Regions from separate parts of the Homo sapiens genome. Here region 2 is linked to region 1. Evidence: chromatin contacts called from ENCODE Hi-C data. All regions are on one chromosome and are shown on one strand. Each heading gives the region's core, a stretch centred on a gene start or an enhancer-like site at or near the end of the contact. The rest is flanking DNA. Distances are from core to core; before and after follow the strand shown.

Region 1 (4,013 bases), core at 406-2,905:
AGAATACTCTTCAATGAAACTGACTGGGGAGCTTAAGAGAACTAATAGAAAATATTTGTTTCCAAGTTATATCATTAATAGTACAATATCTATTTGCTCACAAACATCATCATCCATTTGTCAGTTCCGAAGTGCTGCAAGCTTTACACAGTGGTAACAGTATTTACAAAAGGGATCCAAGCTAGGCATTCATTTGTTACTGACCACTAATTAGTCAACACATGCCAAGAAGAAGGGTGAAGGAGGGTGCCCTTCAGGTTTACCTGATCCTTGCCTAGATCCCTGCTATGGAGTGAACTTGGATGTCTGCACAAACACATTCTCCCAGGCTTGCAGAACCTTGGAATTCCAAAGAACATTGTTGGTAGGAGGGAAGGAGGTAGGTAGGAGAAAGAAAGCTTCATTAGTCCTTATAAATGGGACTTTGTCTGAATTAGGCATTTGTTCACTTGTATATTCCCAAGTGTCTGTTGAGTGTCTACCGTAAAGAAAGGGCTCCTCTTTAAGGGGCTTAAAATCCAGCTGTATATATAAAACTTATGTTAGGGAAAATGGAGCAGCCAATACAAATAGGATAATGTAGTTCAAATGACTTTGAAGGAATACAAAGAGAGTAATTGGTGTGGGGTGGAGATGGTTAGTGAAGGTTTCTCTACTTGCCAGTTCTTAGAATTGTTTTAAAATAGGAATATTCTTGGCACTCTTCACGTGGCTGTACATACATACACATCATGCAGAGTCACTGTTTTTCATGAAGGATTTAGTTATACAAACTCTGAGAAGTCAAGAGCAACGTCAAAGAAGAACATTCTTTGACTCAGATCTTTTGGGTTGGCTTTAACCGCATGTCATCCATTAATGACTGGCTCAACTTACTCTGGGTCAAAGTGAAAACATATATTAGCTCAATTGGTCTTTAAAATGTTTCACACATCATGAGTACTTTGAGTGATGGGGCACACTTTCTTCTACCCAGTAACTATAGGCTTATTTGAATTTGAATTTACTGACAAGTAAATATGTAAGTTGAATAGCTGGAGTTAAGGAAGCTCACAACCCCTCAATGGCAATGTTGATTTTTTTCTCCTCCCAGTGGTTTGAGAATATGGAGGGAACCTGAGAAATAAGGAAGAAAAAGCAATTTGAAATAAAATAAAATGTTTATAGACTTAAGACCATGAATAAACACCCATTTCATTTGCAGATACTATCACTTTTACACAGGAAAGAAAACTCTGTGATATTCTTCCCTCCTTCTCTTTCAGGCTATGACTGTATCATCATTGTTCAAATTATCATGACTTCCAGAAGGTAGAAAAGAATTAACAATCACTTAATTATTAATCACCTGTAATTGGAACTGAAGACTATAAAATGTAAAGGATGAGAAGCGAGCAGATTAGTGGAATGGGAAAGGAAGTAGGGCTGGGATAACTGCTTTGGGGTTAACTCTTTGGTAAAGCAACTCCTCTCACCTGACTTCCTGGCTGTCTCTCTGCCATGTGGCTTCCCGGGTGTACTCCTGCGGAAAGGAGGAGAGATGTGTAAGGCAAACTTGGTCATGGGGGTGCCAGGAACGGGGAGCTGTACTTTCCTGGTCTAGCTGGAGGCCCAAATCAAACAGCAGGTAAAAGGTCAAGTAAGGTCAATACCAACCAGCCCAGAGAGGCAGCAGCTGCTCTTTTGCCTCGAGTGCTTTTCAATTTGGAAGAACCGAGAAGAGCAGTTTCTCTCTGAATCACTGCTTTCCCAGGCTTATGAATTTCAGAACCTCTTGTACTTTCTGTTGCTTTCCCAACACGGACTTGTTTCAGGCTTCCCTGCACACAGATTGCAGTGATGTGGGCAAACAATTTTGACAAGATATGCAGCTTTGAGAAAACGCACTCTAGGCTTAAAAGGACATGCACTGTTGTTGGCCTCTTTGTAGGGGAGGTGGTGGGAGCTAGGTCTTAAGCACCTGAGAGGGACACCCAGGTCTGGAGTGCCTCCTACGCAGTGGGGCCATGCAGTCAGCATCCTCAGCTGAGCTCAGCTCAGAATTGAAACCAACAGACAGTTATTTTCTGTCTGGACTTTAGAAGAAAGAAAAAAATTGCATATTTCATCCAAGGATTTTTACTCATACTTCTTATATCTGAGTTCGAAAATATTTATTGACTCTATTTTTTATTTTTTAATTTTTATTTTTAGATTCAGGGTCTCAGTCTGCCACCCTAGCTGGAGTGCAGTGGTGTGATCATCGCTCACTGAAGCCTGGAACTCCTGGGCTCAAGTTTCCTCCTGCATCAGCCTAAGTAGCTGGGACTACAGGTGTGCATCACCACCGTGCCTGGCCTGAAAATATTTATTGAAAACCACCTTGTGTACAGAGTGCTGTGGAAGGATGAAGAAGACATTGGAGATCTTCATTCTGTTGTTGAGGAACTACCATCTAAATTGGAGCTGAAAGCCTGTGAAAATTGATGTAAATGCTTATGAAATAGCGGAGAAAGGACAAATGAGCACTTCGACAAAGAAAGGGGAGGGACAGGATATTTTGTGTTTCTTCCCACTCTGACAGTGGCTGCCAGAGGCTGCCTTTCTGCAGCAAACTTCCCATGTTTTCTTTTTATAAGGTTTTTGGCCACCTATTAATTTTCTTCAGCCTTCTCTGGTTGATCTTGTTCTGATTTAGTTTCCTTTTGGGCAAGGATGTGGGTCTAATCATTAACTCAGCCTACAGGCTTGTTGCCTTCAAAGAGTAACTCCTTCAATCCAGGGGGCTGCGGTGGGGAAACAAATATCCAACACTTTTAAAGGAAAGCCAAAAAAAAAAAAAAAAGAATTTAAATTTTGCTCTTTGAAAATAAGAGAAGGGGCCGGGCGCGGTGGCTCACGCCTGTAATCCCAGCACTTTGGGAGGCCGAGGCGGGTGGATCATGAGGTCAGGAGATCGAGACCATCCTGGCTAACAAGGTGAAACCCCGTCTCTACTAAAAATACAAAAAATTAGCCGGGCGCGGTGGCGGGCGCCTGTAGTCCCAGCTACTCGGGAGGCTGAGGCAGGAGAATGGCGTGAACCCGGGAGGCGGAGCTTGCAGTGAGCCGAGATTGCGCCACTGCAGTCCGCAGTCCGGCCTGGGCGACAGAGCGAGACTCCGTCTCAAAAAAAAAAAAAAAAAAAGAAAATAAGAGAAGGATAAAATACTCTATTGTCTGCTTTTAAAATTAAGGGCTCTCCTTTATAACTGGATGCAGCACTTTACTCAATACATATGACTAGCGATAGAATAAATTTCAAGACCATATTTTGGCCAGTGAAAGGAAAGATGCTGTAGAGGAAATGTTTAGATGGGGAAATAAAGAGCTCAGAAAAGAGGCAGATTCAACCTTGATATTTTCCAAATTCCTGAAAAACAAATTCTGCAAGGGTTCGTATGTAGTTCCCGGGCAGCACAGAGTGGTGGAAACACCATGTGCATTGGGGCCAGGGAGGCAGGCATGGAGCCTCGGGGTGTTCTGGGTAATTTTCAGCAGTGGCTTCTGCTTTCAGCCCCGATTGCTTCATGGGGTTATCAACCAGTAATGAGAAAAATGTGCATGAAATATCTGGCACAGGCAGACCTTAAATAAATGTTAAAAACAAAGTCTCGTTTGCTTTATTTTGGTGTCCATAGGCATGCAGAAGGTGAAAATGCAAGCCCTTAGATAGGAGTTTGCTTTCTTGTGGTAACATCTCCATTGAAAATAATCTTGTCGTTTAAACAACCATTGGCACTCATTCTTGAGCCTTGGAATGATGCCAGCCTGGGGAGAGCCTCTCCTGGGCTCCCATAGGCTGTTGTGTGTATTTGTGTGAGGGTGCAAGGAGCTGTGTGGCTTGGGAGCTAGGCTCTCAGGGGCATGTTGTTAAGCTAGATAACTTTCCTTGCTGGGTAAAGCTAGTAACCTTTTTTAGTTTTGATTTTATCTGTAAAATGGAGATAATAGCACTAGCTTTGGAGAGGTAGTGTTGATGTGTATTAAGTGAT
Region 2 (3,629 bases), core at 1,130-3,629, 460 kb before region 1:
GGTTTGTTATACAGATGATTTCATCACAAGGTCTTAAGCCTAGTACCCATTTGTTATTTTTCCTGATCCTCTCCCTCCTCCCACCCTCCACCCTCCACCCTCCAATAGGCCCCAGTATGTGTTGTTCCCCTCTATGTGTTCATGTGTTCTCATCTTACATCTTAGCCTTTAGAATTTATCCCTCTTTTTGGGTGGGGGGGCGGTGAGGGAGGAGAGGGAATTGAAGTAGGAGAGTTCTAGGGTGGGTTTAGAAATCTCACATCACTTTATGCCTATATTAATAACAAATAACCACCAAGTAGTCTATTGTTGAATTAAAGATGAAAGCTGTAGTATCCATGAAAACAAAAATTTGTAAAAGACATGAAAGAACATAACAACTTTATATGTATAATGTTTTTGTCTGTTGAAGAGCTGCAGAAAATTACTTGATGTTTAGTGCCAGCTGCAGTAGCATGCTAAACTGCACATGTTCCACCAAGGAAAAAACAAGTCCTCATTCCTCGTGGATAGGCACACAAATTTGACTTTTCACTATCACCTATCTAAGCAGGCACCTGTTATTACTCATGTGGTATAATACTCCATTTCCATTGGAGATTTTTGTGAGAAGTAACTCATAATTGTTAATGCAACAAAATGTGTGTCCATACAATTAGCATGAATGTAAATATGTCCATCTACATTTTATTTCCTTCTGGATGTTAGCGAAATACTGTTATATGTAAGAAGGGGGTTTTTGTTGTTGCTGCTGTTCTTTAATTCTTAAAGATTTTAGTAGTCTTGCCATCATTATGCTTCTTTAAAAACTCAATAGTAAGCATTTTAGAACTTTTTCTAAATTTGAATAGTTGAAGTTTCAGCTTCTGTTTTAACCAGAATTTATTGTAAATGGCCAAAATACCTATCTACTGCTAAACATCATTCTGGAATTCTGTTTATGCCTGCTAAACTATTGCATTTGCATCTTCATCCTTTTAAAGATGGAGCAACTTAAATGCACATAGCAATCTTTTTATAAAAGCATAATTATGTCTTGTGCTTTTTAAAATGAAAAACTAGTCCTATATGCATTATTGGTTTATGTGAAAAAGTAATTCACAAATGGACTTCTGTATAAATACATGTTTTAAATAGCCTTGAATTTTTCTTGCCTTGTACTTTTTATGTAAATAAAATTAAGCAATTGTTTATCGTATTAATTTGCTTTTTATTAGATGCTTATTTGATACATACATACCCAGTCCTCCTGGCTTTTTGGTTTTTCCTGTTTATCATTTTTATTTGTATGGATGTTTTCTTTTTCATTGTGATTTCTTTTTTGCCCCCATTTATGTGTCATCTATGACAAAAATTGCTGTTAATAAATAAGTGACAGTATTTCACAAAACAAGAAACTGACTTTACCTGTTTGGCACATATATCACTCTCTAGATACCTAATTTGTCTTTTAAAAATAACTTAAATTTTCTTATAAGATTTATCAGAGAAAATATATCTTGACTTAAATTTTATAAAATATATTTAGTGTTTTTTAATATTTGAATTTTGTGTTGCATTTTTTTCCAAAGAGAGGATGTATATTTATTTGTTCTTCAGATTTAGGATTCAATATTCAGAATATGCATGGTAAAAGTTATAGCATTTTCAAAATCAGTCTCTAATACAGGCTAAATATACTAATTTCCTAATAACAATAAAAACAGAAAATGTCTAAAAATTCTTTACTGGTTGAATTATAATTTTGGTTGTATTTGAAAACCTTCAGACTTCGTTCTGGCCATTCCACTTTAGCCATTCAGGCCATGCTGCCTGTATTGTGTATTCAGCAGTTCCTATTAGATGTCTTCACAGTGAGTGATTCTGTAGGGCTTGCTGACACCCGCTTCATGCATGGCCTGCTGTGCTGGGTGGAATTTTTTTTCTGAGCTGCCTGAAACATTAAAGACATCTTGGCCATGTCAGTCTGTGTACAGTGTGTGTGCATGTGCCCTCACATGTGCACATTCCTGAGCAAGTCAGTATTAAATAAATGATGTGGGTGTGCTTTTATATACATGTAAAGTCTAAAATTTGAATAATGATGAATTTATCATGTATTAAAACATATATTTTTAATAATTTAGTTCAGCTAACATTAGCAACTTTTCTCTAGCTTTTATTGTCTGTGGTTATTGACACTAGGGGGCACTGCTTATCCTTGGTTGCATCTTTCTTCAGGAAATGAATAAAAATACTCGGCTGGTTTCTGTGCTCTCACTTTAATTAACAATTGAATTTAGAGAACTCTAGGCTGTTTGATCCTTTGTTATTTTGGTTTTATTTCTAATGCCTATATGTAGTGCTAACAAAGGGGGTTGGAGCTATTGGTTCTCACAAATAAATAGAGTATCCAGTGTCCCATACAGTAACTTTTTCTTCCATTGGAAATGTCATTCTTGGCAAAACCAGAAGGGCAAGTTTGCCCAGTGATGAGGCTTAGATCCCTTGCCAGCTGTGCTTCTAGCCAGCAAGTGTGATGAACAGCTTTAGAAATCAAGTGAGAGAAAGCATTCAAGAGTTAGTGTGATTCATTTGGATAAAGGTCAAAAGAAAGATAAGCAAAGGATTAAGAATGAAGAGCACAAATAGCAACAATTTGTACCTTTTTACTTATAAAAATTACTGTCAGTGATCCTATTTGTAATTTTTCACATGTTCGTAGTTCAAAAGTAACTTAAAGTCTTTTAAAACTATATTAAAGATTGCATTTCATTCTCTATTTCAGCTGATCATTTAAAAATGAAAGAGAAAAATTGATGTGCTACCATTCCTAACTCTATTTATAGATTAGAGCTGTGGCTACTAGTTGAAAATCAAGTGACAACATAATTAAGTAAACATTTTCAATCGATAATTATAGCTTGAAATCTTTTTAAAATATAAAGATTTGCTCCATTTATTTTTTAGAATTTTAGTGTCCATTCTAAGCCTAAATATTCATGTTTCAATCTATAGCACCACCTGTAATCTCTAAGGACATTAATAACATTTTTGTTTTAATACGCACTTTTAAAATAAAACTCCCTCCTCTCCCGTCTTGTCCCCCATCTTCCAAATGTAGAAAGCAATCAGTAGCCTAAGGAATATAGACAACTATTTTACACTGTTCTCCTAATTAATTAAACATGCCAGAACTGGTAAAATTTTATATCCTTCTCCTCTAGAGTTATAGCTGTATCTTTGTGTGCGTGTGTGTGTGTGTGTGTGTGTGTGTGTGTGTGTGTGTGTGTGAAAATATGCAGTTAAATCATGCCCTATTTTTATTAGCTAAAGGTATTGATTTTTAACATGAGTAATTTAAATAAAGTATTCTTGCAGATTTTAAAGTTTTCATAGCATATGTTTTACATCCTGAATGAAAAGAAACAAAAAAGATTACCACTATAGTCAAGCTTGGTCTAAACACCAGTAAAATAACTGAATATAAACACATGGGCAGTTTTAAATAAAATTTTTAAATACCTTTGCTTTGTAGCACATTAAATTGATTTCTCCTATATAGGTACTTCAATTAGAAATTATTTAAAATTTTTCAAAGAGAAATAGATATGTGCATTATCCTAGGTTGATTTTTTCTGTTCGCATTT

Evidence for each region. Hi-C counts contacts between places; a loop is a spot of excess contacts on that map. Pooled maps may share reads with other maps.
Region 2: a loop to region 1 is called in a pooled map, with 4 times the contacts of the local background. The contact joins two enhancer-like sites. A Hi-C loop is called at or near these places in 1 of 168 maps with a recorded cell type or tissue (endothelial cell of umbilical vein), 1 of 37 single-sample maps with no recorded cell type and 4 of 50 pooled maps.

Annotation. Positions count from the first base shown.
Region 1 is chr5:93,340,598-93,344,610 of GRCh38, reverse strand. No RefSeq gene overlaps it. Among named protein-coding and RNA genes, the nearest start is that of NR2F1-AS1, 240 kb to the left of the region's middle. Within about 2 kb of position 1,655, at least 2 of the 41 ENCODE cell types and tissues checked have a DNase peak (open chromatin) inside an H3K27ac peak, as active enhancers do.
Region 2 is chr5:93,800,026-93,803,654 of GRCh38, reverse strand. All of the region lies in intron 8 of ARB2A (ARB2 cotranscriptional regulator A), which reads left to right. Among named protein-coding and RNA genes, the nearest start is that of POU5F2, 60 kb to the right of the region's middle. Within about 2 kb of position 2,379, at least 3 of the 41 ENCODE cell types and tissues checked have a DNase peak (open chromatin) inside an H3K27ac peak, as active enhancers do.